2 separate regions of the Homo sapiens genome follow, and region 1 is linked to region 2. The links are chromatin loops, found by intact Hi-C in ENCODE. Cell type or tissue: endothelial cell of umbilical vein. All regions are shown on one strand. Links, peaks and the distances in the headings refer to the core of each region. The heading gives the core; the rest is flanking DNA.

Region 1 (5,420 bases), core at 325-5,324, 320 kb before region 2:
GTGGAGGAGGCAGGGATATCATTGACAAACACCTTTGCCAGTTTCTTTGTATTCGTGATTTTTTGTGCTATTAAATGCAGTATTAAAACAAGAAAAGCCCACCTGGGCTAGTGAAAGGAGAGGAAATAAGGGGGCTTGTAAAAGGGGAGCCGTCGCTCCAAAAGTAGAGAAGACAAGAAATGCTGTAAGATAAGCAACCAACGCAGACAGGCCTCAGCTAAGAGTATAGTGTGTGTGTGTTAAAAAAAAAAAAAAAAAAAGAAAAAAAAAAGCTGTATGATATACTTGAGCAAATCAATGAACCTCTTTGCGATTGTTTTATCATCTGTAAAATGCAGATAATTCCTACCTTAAAGGGTTATTGTTAAAGATAAAATGATATAAAAATGTGTCAAAGTATAAAGTAAAAGGCTTGGAACTTTGTAGGGACTCAGTAAACGTTTGTTGGATCCAAACCTGAAACTTCTTTGGACCAGGCCCAGAATGCATCAGAGGTGGGGGTCAGTCCTGCCTGAGACCCCTGGACAGAAGGGACACACATCATGTCACATACAGTCACACACACATTCTCCACAACTCCCTCCCCAATGCTGTCTATTTAGAGTACCAAGGCAATGAACTCCACTTTTGTCCCTTGTGTGCAGGGCATCACAGTGGGTGCCACCTGGGATTGGGGGTGGAAAGGACCACAGCTGTCCCATAAGGTCATTATTCTGTCCTTTTGGAGGACAGTCATGTTGCTTTCATGATTCAGATCCCAGTGATGGGACTCTCATGGCCAGTAGGCTGCCAGGCTTGCACACGAGGGAATTTGGTGGTCTTCGTCTTCTAAAAACATTATGGGTTCGGTTGCTATGTTTACTCACAGGCACAGATCAGTAGAAAGACTGTTTTCCAAAGTTCACTGGCCCATCAGCCCAGGGATATTGATAGAGTGGCTTGTTGGCCCCTTCCCTGATACTGTCAGAGGGCAGAGCAGCCTGCAGAGAGCTAAGCCAAAACAGATGGGATGAACCCAGGATGGGGTAAGCACTATGAGTCCTTCTCTCATCAGCATCAGGTACAAAAGTAATTGTTACCTAGATAATCCTGGAGGGAAATTGAATGCGTATCACATCCATGGGGCTTGGATCCACTGGCTCTGGTAAAAGGCTGGGCTCCCCATTGCTTCCCAAGTCTACTTCATGGTCAACTCATTTGGAAATATATGTTTATTTACGTGGCTGTGGGTGCATCACAACTAGCTTATAGGCTTTTTTAGGACAGGAGTTGTGTCTCCTCTTGTACCTTGGGATGCATTCTCATTCCCTTAGCTCCTGTCACATGGTAAGTAGGTATTCAAAACATTTACTGAATGAATGAATGGATGGATGAGTTAATGAACCAATACACCTTCCTTTCATAACCGAGATTTCATTAACACCTAGGGCTCATAATTTTCAGGAGAAAATGTAAAAAGTTGTTATTTTTGGTGTCTTGTAGGATGGGGGAGCTCAAGAGATGGGTGACTTTGGATGGCACTTGGCAACTTCGTGCAGGGTGTCTGACTACCTTTTGGGATGGGTCTGGTATCCCTACCTGGAAGAACACAGCCATGTCCTCATTCTTCATCTCTGCCAGGGGAAGAGTCCAGGCAGGCCTGTGCCACCAGATCCTGACTGCTTGCACAGAAACTGACCTTTAAAAATTTTAAACATTTTTATTTGGAAATCATTTCAAGTTTACAGAAAAGTTATAAAAAATAGTATAAAGAGCATCTGTATGCTCTATACCAGATTTACCTGTTGGGAAATTTTACCTCATTTGTATTATCATTTGCACATGTGCACTCTTTTATAAATGGGGGTGTGTATTTTTGAACGATATGAAGATAAATTAATTACATATATCATGGCCCTCCATGCCTAAATATGTCAGTGTGCATTTCCTAAAAATAGGCATATTCCCCACATCACTACAGTAGAGCTTCAGAAAATTTAACATTGATAGAATACATTAATCTACGATTTGTATTCCAATTTTGTCTGGTGACCCAGTAAGGTCCTTTATAGCATTTTCCCACTCTATTGCAGGATCTGGTTTAGGGTGAAGTATTGCATTTAGTTGTCATCTCTCTTTAGCCTCCTTTAATCTGGAACATTTCCACAACCTTTCTTCATCTTGTATGACATTCACATTTTTAATAGCACATTCCTCATTTTGGGTTTGTCTGATACAGAAAACCCTTTTAAATACCCTGCACTCAACCATAGTTCTAAGAGGAACTCACTGAGAGCTATGAATGGCAAGAGATGCTGAACCTGACCTCCCTGTCTCGGCTGGTGGAAGGCACAGACCGCCAGGGGGAGCAGCTGTGCTGGGCACTTTCTAATTGAACCTCATGCCTCCTATATCTGGAAAACAGCATTGTCCCTTAGCAACAGGGCAGCCATTCAAGGCCAGTCCTATGCCCCTACGAGTCACTAACCCCCAAATTGAGCAATGGAATGTAACAGCAGCCAGAGCCTGCCTTCAGATCATACCATCGTGGAACCCAAGGCATCATGTATTCAGCAGGTATGTGTTAACCTTGAGCTCAAACTGAGATCCAGGCATGTTTGAGAATGTCTGGCACATGGTCAGGCACCTCCACGATTAGGGCCTTTAGGGGTATCAGGAAGTAGCACCCTTGGCACCTTCACTAACGTTCCCACGGTGAGCACAAATACAGCAGTGGCAGGGGTGGGGAGGGAAGGGGTAACTAGTTCTCAAACAGCTTCATGGTCAGAGTACACAAAGATAGGGGCCCAGAATAAGTAAGAAAGAACATGGGAGATGGTGAAAACGGATTGGTTTGTAACCTACTGGGGACTTGCAGACACAATTGGGTTATTTTTCATGTGGGCTGGAGTTCCTAGATGAGCAGATGGGACAAGAACCAGTGAAATTTAAGCTAATTCTTTTTTTTTTTTTTTTTTTGAGACAGAGTCTTGCTCTGTCGCCCAGGCTGGAGTGCAGTGCAATGGCGTGATCTCAGCTCACCGCAACCTCTGCCTCCTAGGTTCAAGCAATTCTCCTGCCTCAGCCTACCGAGTAGCTGGGATTACAGGCGCCCACCACCACACCCAGCTAATTTTTTGTATTTTTAGTAGAGACAGGGTTTTGCCATGTTGGCCAGGCTGGTCTCAAACTCCTGACTTCAGGTGATCCACCCGCCTTGGCCTCCCAAAGTGCTGGGATTACAGGTGTGAGCCACTGCGCCCAGCTAAGCTAATTCTTTAGCAGAGACTTCATTTACATCCACATACTGTTAGGACTGGGAGACTTGGTTCGTATGTAGGTTTGTGATCTGGACTCAGAGGGGCACAGGTGAAATATGGGTGCTCACAACTGGGGGCATTAACCACCCACAGAGTTCAGAACCATGTACCAAACAATGAGATACTGCCCTGTCACCCATTACACATTTCTTCCCACAATTTCGTGGCATAATTTGATTAGAAATCCAGGACCCTGCCATTTACCATTTCTTGGAGTAGCCAGATGCTAAAACTGACTCTGGCCTGCAGGTCACATTGGTAACTGTCTCACTTATTCACTGTCTACAGGGAATTCTGATCAGGGACGCCATCAACCAAAAGGCCTTTTTCCGATCAAGAAACAGAGTGGCCCCCACGCAACTCTTACTTTCAAATCCAGTAGACCTGGTGCCAGAAACCTGTGTTTCCTCCAAATGTATGTTTCACACCCAGAAACGAAGGCCCAGATCCTCTGAAAGTATGTAGCCCAGCACTCACCACAGTGTGTCATTACACACTTGCTCTGCAGGTGAGACCCAGTGCCATTTTTAAACTCTTATATTGAAGTATATCAAATATACAGGAAAAGTGCACATATCATTTATAACTTGATGAATTTCTACAAAGTAAACATATCCCTGTAAGCAGCATCCAGATCAAGAAACAAAACATTCCCCAGAACTCAAAGACACCTATCTTAACTTCTTTTCACTGTAGATTAGTGTTGTCTGTCTTTAGACCTTCTCTAAATGCAGTTGTTCAGCATGTACTCTTTTATGTCTGGCTTCTTTTGTTCGATAGTCATTTTATGAACTTCAGACCTCGAGTCTTTTTTTTTTTTAAAGTAATACCCTCTCAGAGAGGAGAGAGTGGGCTGGCCTCTGTGAAATGAGATCAGCCTGAAGTCTTTTTGTCAAGAAAAATTAGGAGGAACTTCATTATTTCTGTCTAATGAACTAAGAGTAGGAATCCCTACTCGTCCCTGTGATTTATTTGTTTGTTTGTTTGTTTTATTTATTTATTTTCTTTTGAGATGGGGTCTCACTCTGTCACCCAGGCTGGAGTGCAATGGTGCAATCATGCAGTGTCGACCTCCTGGGCTCAAACAATCCTCCCACCTCAGCCTCCTGATATTGAATCAATTCGGAGGGACTCAGGCCATTGCAAAGTTGTGTCTTTGCCTTGAGAATGTCTATAATCTCACTCAGGTACAAGAAAGTGTCTCAAGAGTGTCTGTAATATCACTCAGGTAAAAGAAAATGGTGGATGGAAAATAACCTTCCAAAGAAGCTTGGGTTAATTTAAGCACCCAAGAAATGTTAATCTTGGGCAACACTTCAGCCTTGTTCCAGTAGCTCCTGAATGCAATATTCTGGTAATTTCTCAAACTTTAATATGCATCAGAGGTCCTCATGTACCAAGAGGGCTCATTAACACACAGATTGCTGGGTCCCACCCCCAGAGTTTCTGGTTCAGTAGATCTGGGATGGGGGCTTGAGAATTTGCATTTCTAACACATCCCCAGGTGATGCCCATACTCCTAGTTCTGGGACCACACTTTGAGAACCACTGATCTATTCGTTATCTCACCTTCCTGGAGTCCAAGGAGTCTATGAAGATGGCCCAGGGAGCACCTTGGAGAGCACTGCAGGGAGCAAGGAAAATAAGTTGGTGAGATCAGAACTCTCAACCCCACTTCAACCAGAGAAGCTCTCCTCTTATTTGTTTGGTATTTGGGGGTTCCAGGTAATACTTGCAGAAAGGGTTCTGCTACTAAACTATTTTAAAGTTGAAACTCACTGTGGTAAGAAATTTTAGACCCCAGGGGAATGATATACTTAAACGACCTGGTGGTGTGTCTGGAAAGTAATCCAGCCTGCTACAGAGGCCTGGCCTCATGTGCACTCACAATCTAGATGGTCCTGAGGGGAGACTTAATTTCTTTAGAACTTAAAGAAGTGGATATTTATGAGGATGGAAATGATAAGGAAGAATGCTTAATTATAAAAAGGTGCCAAATTGTGTGTATAAAACATGGTTTCTTCTGGCAACACAGCACACTAAGATGATATAACTAGTGCCTCGTTCCCACTACAAACATAGATTAACACTAGATCAACTAGAACAAAAATTTACATTTCT
Region 2 (5,420 bases), core at 207-5,206:
TTTGATCATGAAGAGGGTCTTTGTTGCTTTTCCTATACCATCCTTTTGTCAAGGGGCAACTTTTGATGATTAAAGACAAAGTTGGAGCTCCTGTGTCTGGCTCATCTCTGTGGAATATGAAGCAAAGGAAGAAAATGTTTACCTATTCTCCAAGCACAAGAAATCATATCTCTAAGAGATTAAAAATAAAACAAAACAAAAACAAAAACAAAAACTCTGTGTCTCCCAGCCCGGAAAGGAACAACCATGATTCATGCCTGGAAAATGTCTTAGTAATCCCCAGATGACAAAGAGAGAACTACTATGGATGATTAGAGCACTCTCCCAGGGCACCTGAATCCTGTCATCCTGGAGGCTAACCAGGAGCAGGTAAGGGCAGCATTTGGATGTGAAACCAATGAGCAAAATGTAAGGGAAGAATCAAGGCAGACCTGGCTCAGTCATAGGTCACGGTACATTTACTGCCTCTTCCTTCTCTTCTCGAGGCTCTCAAATTGGTCTGTACTGAGTAGAGGGGGTGGAGGGCAGGTGAGGGATAAGGGATATTCAAATAGTCAAAGTAAGGAATATATTGTATTAGTGTGTGAAGGTGTGTGAATAGTCTGCACTTAGGTTTGCCTTTAATAGCCAAATATTGAGATATTAAACACAAAAGCCTTGGTCATCATTTTTTTTCTAAGCACCATCATCTATTTTGTAACCTTGTTTATTCTACCCAAACTTCTTCTCTTTCACACAAACTTGTGAATAAGAGTGCAAATCAATACTTTAAATACACTCTCGGTTTGCATTTGGCTAGAAAAAACTATGAAGATAATAAAAATGGGACCTGCGTTTATAATATAATTATCATGAATAATGGCAAAAGGAAATTAAATGAAGTGAACCATCAGCCTTCATGAAATCACTGTCTGTCTGGTAGTCTTGCTGGGTGTCTTCCAGCCTCAGATTTAGCCTACCTTTTATGTGATGACACAATGACCATTTAGAAAATGGGCAGTGATGCCAATGATTATCAGACATCATTTACTGTGGACCAATATAATTGGGAACACCACTTCTTTTTCTCCTGATTTGGTTTTCCTGCCATGAGAGTACACAATGACATTTAGAGCAGCTTCATGCAACCATACTAAAGTGAAAAATTAGTCATTTTGAACATCTTGGCAGTGGAACTGTATAATTACTTCTGTCAAGTGTTTGTGTTTTGTCTGCATTGTACATATTTTTTCTTTCCTATGAGTGATTGGAGGAGTGGAGGGGGAAAATAAAGGACTTTTAAAGTCTATAAACATTATCATAAAAAAATTTCAGGGGGCAACTGCTAAAGATAAGTGGAGTCTTAGGAATGTTAGGGGTTCTTTTATAGGCAGGGGCTTAATTAGGCAGCTAAAGTTCTGTTCCATAACCTTGCGGTAGAAAATGACTTATGGCTAATTTTGAGGGGTGGGCTTGGCTTGGCAGTGGCTATTTCTGGTCAGGCTCTTCCCTTTTATAATTATGAAATTTCCTTCCCCTGATTTCCTAGAACATTTGCTTATTGTCAGGATAATTCATCTGACATTTACTAAATCTGGCCTTGTAGAGTTAATTACCTTTTCCTATTCCTAGATTACCTACATTGCAAGCCTAGAAGGTTATCTATCTCTTTTTCATTGCATCCACCACAATACTGGGCACACAGGTGGGCTCAAGACACAAGGTTTTGGAATTTTTAGGGCAGAAAACATAATTCAGAAATCACAGCGTCATGGGATCTGTAAAAATGACCAAAAAACTTGGTTAGCTATCTGAGTGGGCAGGCTTCTTTCCCAGAGCAGTAATTGTCACACTTTGGCGTGCATCAGAATCACCTGGAGGGCTTCAGTTTCTCATTCTACGGGTCTGGAGTGGGGACTGAGAATTTGCCTGGTACTGTGTATTACATGCATTATCTCAATTCACGCACAGCCTTATGAAATGCCTACCACTTTAATTATAAATGACTCGCTGGAGCGCAGAGGCCACGTGACTGGTGGGGGTGCTTGGCAGCACTGGCCACTTCCATCGTCTTGGGGGTGGGGGTGGCGGGGCGCGCGCGTGTGTGTGTGTGGTGATTAGCATGCCTTTTATTTCTTTCAGGGTCTGGAGATAGAAGAGAAATTCCCTGAGAAAAAGAAAAGTAGAAAGGTATTTACTCTGATCTTCTGGCCCCATCTGGTGGTTTTAAGTCTGACTAAAAAAAAAAAAAAAAAAAGCGCTGATTCGTGATCTCCCCCTGCTGGTGAGAATGGTGGGGTCAATCCGGCCGCCTCTCGTACCAGTTGTTCTGAGGTGCATTTCTGTGGAAGCATTTCCGTCATTCTGAGACAGTTGGGCTGAGGCGGTTGGTCGCCTCTCTCTCTCTCTCTCTCTGTTCCTCATCTACATTTTGATTGGTTTATTTTTGTATTGTTTTCTTTCAGTTTCCGATAGGTGGAGAACATTCTGCTAATAGCTTTTCTTCCAGTCCATTTGTGGCTTGTTAAAGGTACAACATGTATTGTCAGTCGTGACGAGAGCTTTTTGCCTTATATATTGATTATATATTATAAATATAGAAGTATATCCTGTGTCAGGCTGGAGATGTGGGAGGAAAACTGGCTGAGGGAACTAGCCTTTAATTAGTTTATTTCCTCCCTGTCAAACCAACAAACTTTTCTGGAACATCTGAAAAAATAACCTTTAAAAAGTACTTCAGGCTGACCGTGGTGGCTCACGCCTGTAATCCCAGCACTTTGGGAGGCCGGGGCGGGCAGATCACCTGAGCTCAGGAATTCGAGACCAGCTTGACCACCATGGCGAAACCCCGTCTCTACTAAAAAGACAAAAATTAGCCGGGCGTGGTAGCGCGCGCCTGTAGTCCCAGCTACTCGGGAGGCTGAGGCGGAAGAATCGCTTGAAACTGGGAGGCAGAGTTGCAGTGAGCCAAGATGGTGCCACTGCACTCCATCCTGGGTGACAGAGCAAGACTCTGTCTCAAAAGAAAAAAAAAACTTAAATATACAGTTACTTGGTGACAAAATGTTTATCCTGCCCTGCAGATAGTGTATCAGTGAATGAATGTATTAAACATTACAGCTGGGTGCAGTGGCTGCGGCAGGAGGATGGCTTGAACTGGGAGGCAAAGGTTGCAGTGAGCCAAGATGGCGCCACTGCACTCCAGCCTGGGCGACAGAGTAAGACTCTTGTCTCAAAAGAAAAAGAATTAAATAGCCAGGCGCAGTGGCTCACGCCTGTAATCCCAGCACTTTGGGAGGCTGAGGCAGGCGGATCACGAGGTCAAGAGATCGAGACCATCCTGGCCAACATGGTGAAACCCCGTCTCTATTAACAATACAAAAATTAGCTGGGCATGGTGGCATGCGTCTGTAGCTACTTGGGAGGCTAAGGCAGGAGAATCACTTGAGTCCAGGAGGCAGAGGTTGTAGTGAGACGAGATCGTGCCACTGCACTCCAGCCTGAACGACAGAGTGAGACTCTTGTCTCAAAAGAAAAAAAAATTAAATAGCTGGGCACGGTAGCTCACGCCTGTAGTGCCAGCACTTTGGGAGGCTGAGGCAGGCGGATCACGAGATCAAAAGATCGAGACCATCCTGGCCAACAAGGTGAAACCCCGTCTCTACTAAAAATGCAAAAACTAGCGGGACATGGTGGCATGCGTCTATAGCTACTTGGGAGGCTGAGGCAGGAAAATCACTTGAGCCCGGGAGACAGAGGTTGCAGTGAGCCGGGATGGCGCCACTGCACTCCAGCCTGGCGACAGAGCGAGATTCCATCTCAAAATAAATAAATAAATAAATAAATAAAATATACTATTACTTGGTAACAGCTGGGCGCTGCGGCTCACTCCTGTAATACCAGCACCTTCGGAGGCTGAGGCGGGAAGAAAGCTTGAGGGCAGGACTTTGAGACCAGCCTGGGCAACATAGCAAAACTTCCGTCTCTACCAAAAAATAAATGAAATAAAATAAAATTAGCAGTGTGTTGTGGTGCCCGCCTGTAGTCCCAGTTACTCGGGAGGCTGAGGTGGGAGGATCACTTGAGCCTGGGAGTGGGAGGTTGCAGTGAGCCGAGATCATGCCACTGCACTCCAGCCAGGACGACAGAGCAAGACTGTCTCAAAAGAAAAAATAATAAAAATGAAATATAGTATTACTTTATGACAGCTGGGCACGGTGGCTCACTCTTGTAATTCCAGCACTTTGAGAGGCTGAGGTGGGAGTATTGCTTGAAGGCAAGAGTCTGAGTTTGAGACCAGCCTGGGCAACAGAGCAAAACCTCCATTTCTACCAAAAGAAAAAAAAAATTAGCTGGGTGTGGTGGCGCGTGCCTGTAGTCCCAGTTACTCCGGAGGCTGAGGTGGGAGGATCGCTTGAGCATGGGAGGTTGATGCTGTAATGAGGAGTGATCTCGCCAACTGCACTCCAGCCTCCTGTGCCTCTTGCTCTCAAGTCAGGATGATGAATCGGGGTAATGACTTCATGTGGTCACTAGGAGGTCGCAGCTGTTGGAAAACGTATTCCCATGCAGTAGGAGAACACCCCGTAAAAAAGCCGTCTTGAGAAGGTGTTCCTCCAATTAAAAGGGAAATTGGTGATTTCTCTTGACAGAATCACTCCCCATCCTAAAAACTGCATTTTTGTGTATGTCGTATTTATTGATACATTTCCTTAATATTTCCATTATGAAGATATGTATAGGTTCAAGGAAGGCAGTAACTGTCTCTGTGTACAACCTAGCAGTGGCTCATGTGCTTAGACACTCAGTAACTCTTGGTGATGTTGAGATGATTATGACAATAGTGATGGTGTTGATTATAAGAGTGGACTCAATCATTTGTGTCTTCTGAAATTCTCAACAGTTTTACATTCACCTAGTGAATTTATAAATTCACATATCACATTCTGCCTTGTGGTGTATTTGTTTCATTATGAGCTTTATCTTTCCAAAAACAGGACTTCTTGAAGAGAATGACTGTGTTTTGCCCATTTTCACTTACCCTGCTAAGGGTAGCACAGGTTCATATATATTAGCAAATGCCTAATGATATTTACATAATTGAAAATAAGTGGTAATGGTTCTTCAAGAATTGCTAGCCCCAGGACCACATAGAAGTGCTTGGTCAAGGCCAAAAACATTGGGTCATCCTGATCCAAACTGCCTGGATTATTGTAATAACTGGCTAACTGATTCCACTGAATCTATCCTTGCCACTCTTCAATGTAACAGTTTTTAGGAACTGATATACTTTATTAGCTACTCTGTTATTTTTTATAATAGCTTTGTTGAAATATGATTCATATACCATGTAACTCACTCATTTAAAGTGTACAACTCAATTTTTTTAGTATATTGTGTCACAGAGTTGTACAACCATTACCATAATCAATTTAGAGCTT

What was found. A loop is a pair of places that touch in the nucleus more often than their neighbours do. Peaks named below come from ENCODE experiments on the same cell type or tissue, not always from the same donor. Only the 100,000 strongest peaks of a DNase experiment are listed, where the experiment ranks them.
Region 1: it touches region 2 in a loop (11-fold over the local background); 9 of 110 quality-filtered maps call a loop at or near these places.

The regions. Positions count from the first base shown.
Region 1 is chrX:49,882,104-49,887,523 of GRCh38, forward strand. USP27X (ubiquitin specific peptidase 27 X-linked) reads left to right here. Exons shown (of 1, transcript NM_001145073.3): 1 at 1-455. Among named protein-coding and RNA genes, the nearest start is that of USP27X, 5.3 kb to the left of the region's middle. In endothelial cell of umbilical vein, for the core only: a CTCF peak has its summit at 2,356 (motif pointing right); a DNase peak (open chromatin) is centred at 2,358.
Region 2 is chrX:50,202,442-50,207,861 of GRCh38, forward strand. It overlaps CCNB3 (cyclin B3), which reads left to right and starts at 2,324. Exons shown (of 13, transcript NM_033031.3): 1 at 2,324-2,509. In endothelial cell of umbilical vein, for the core only: a CTCF peak has its summit at 2,258 (motif pointing left); a DNase peak (open chromatin) is centred at 2,160; H3K27ac peaks cover 1,785 bases.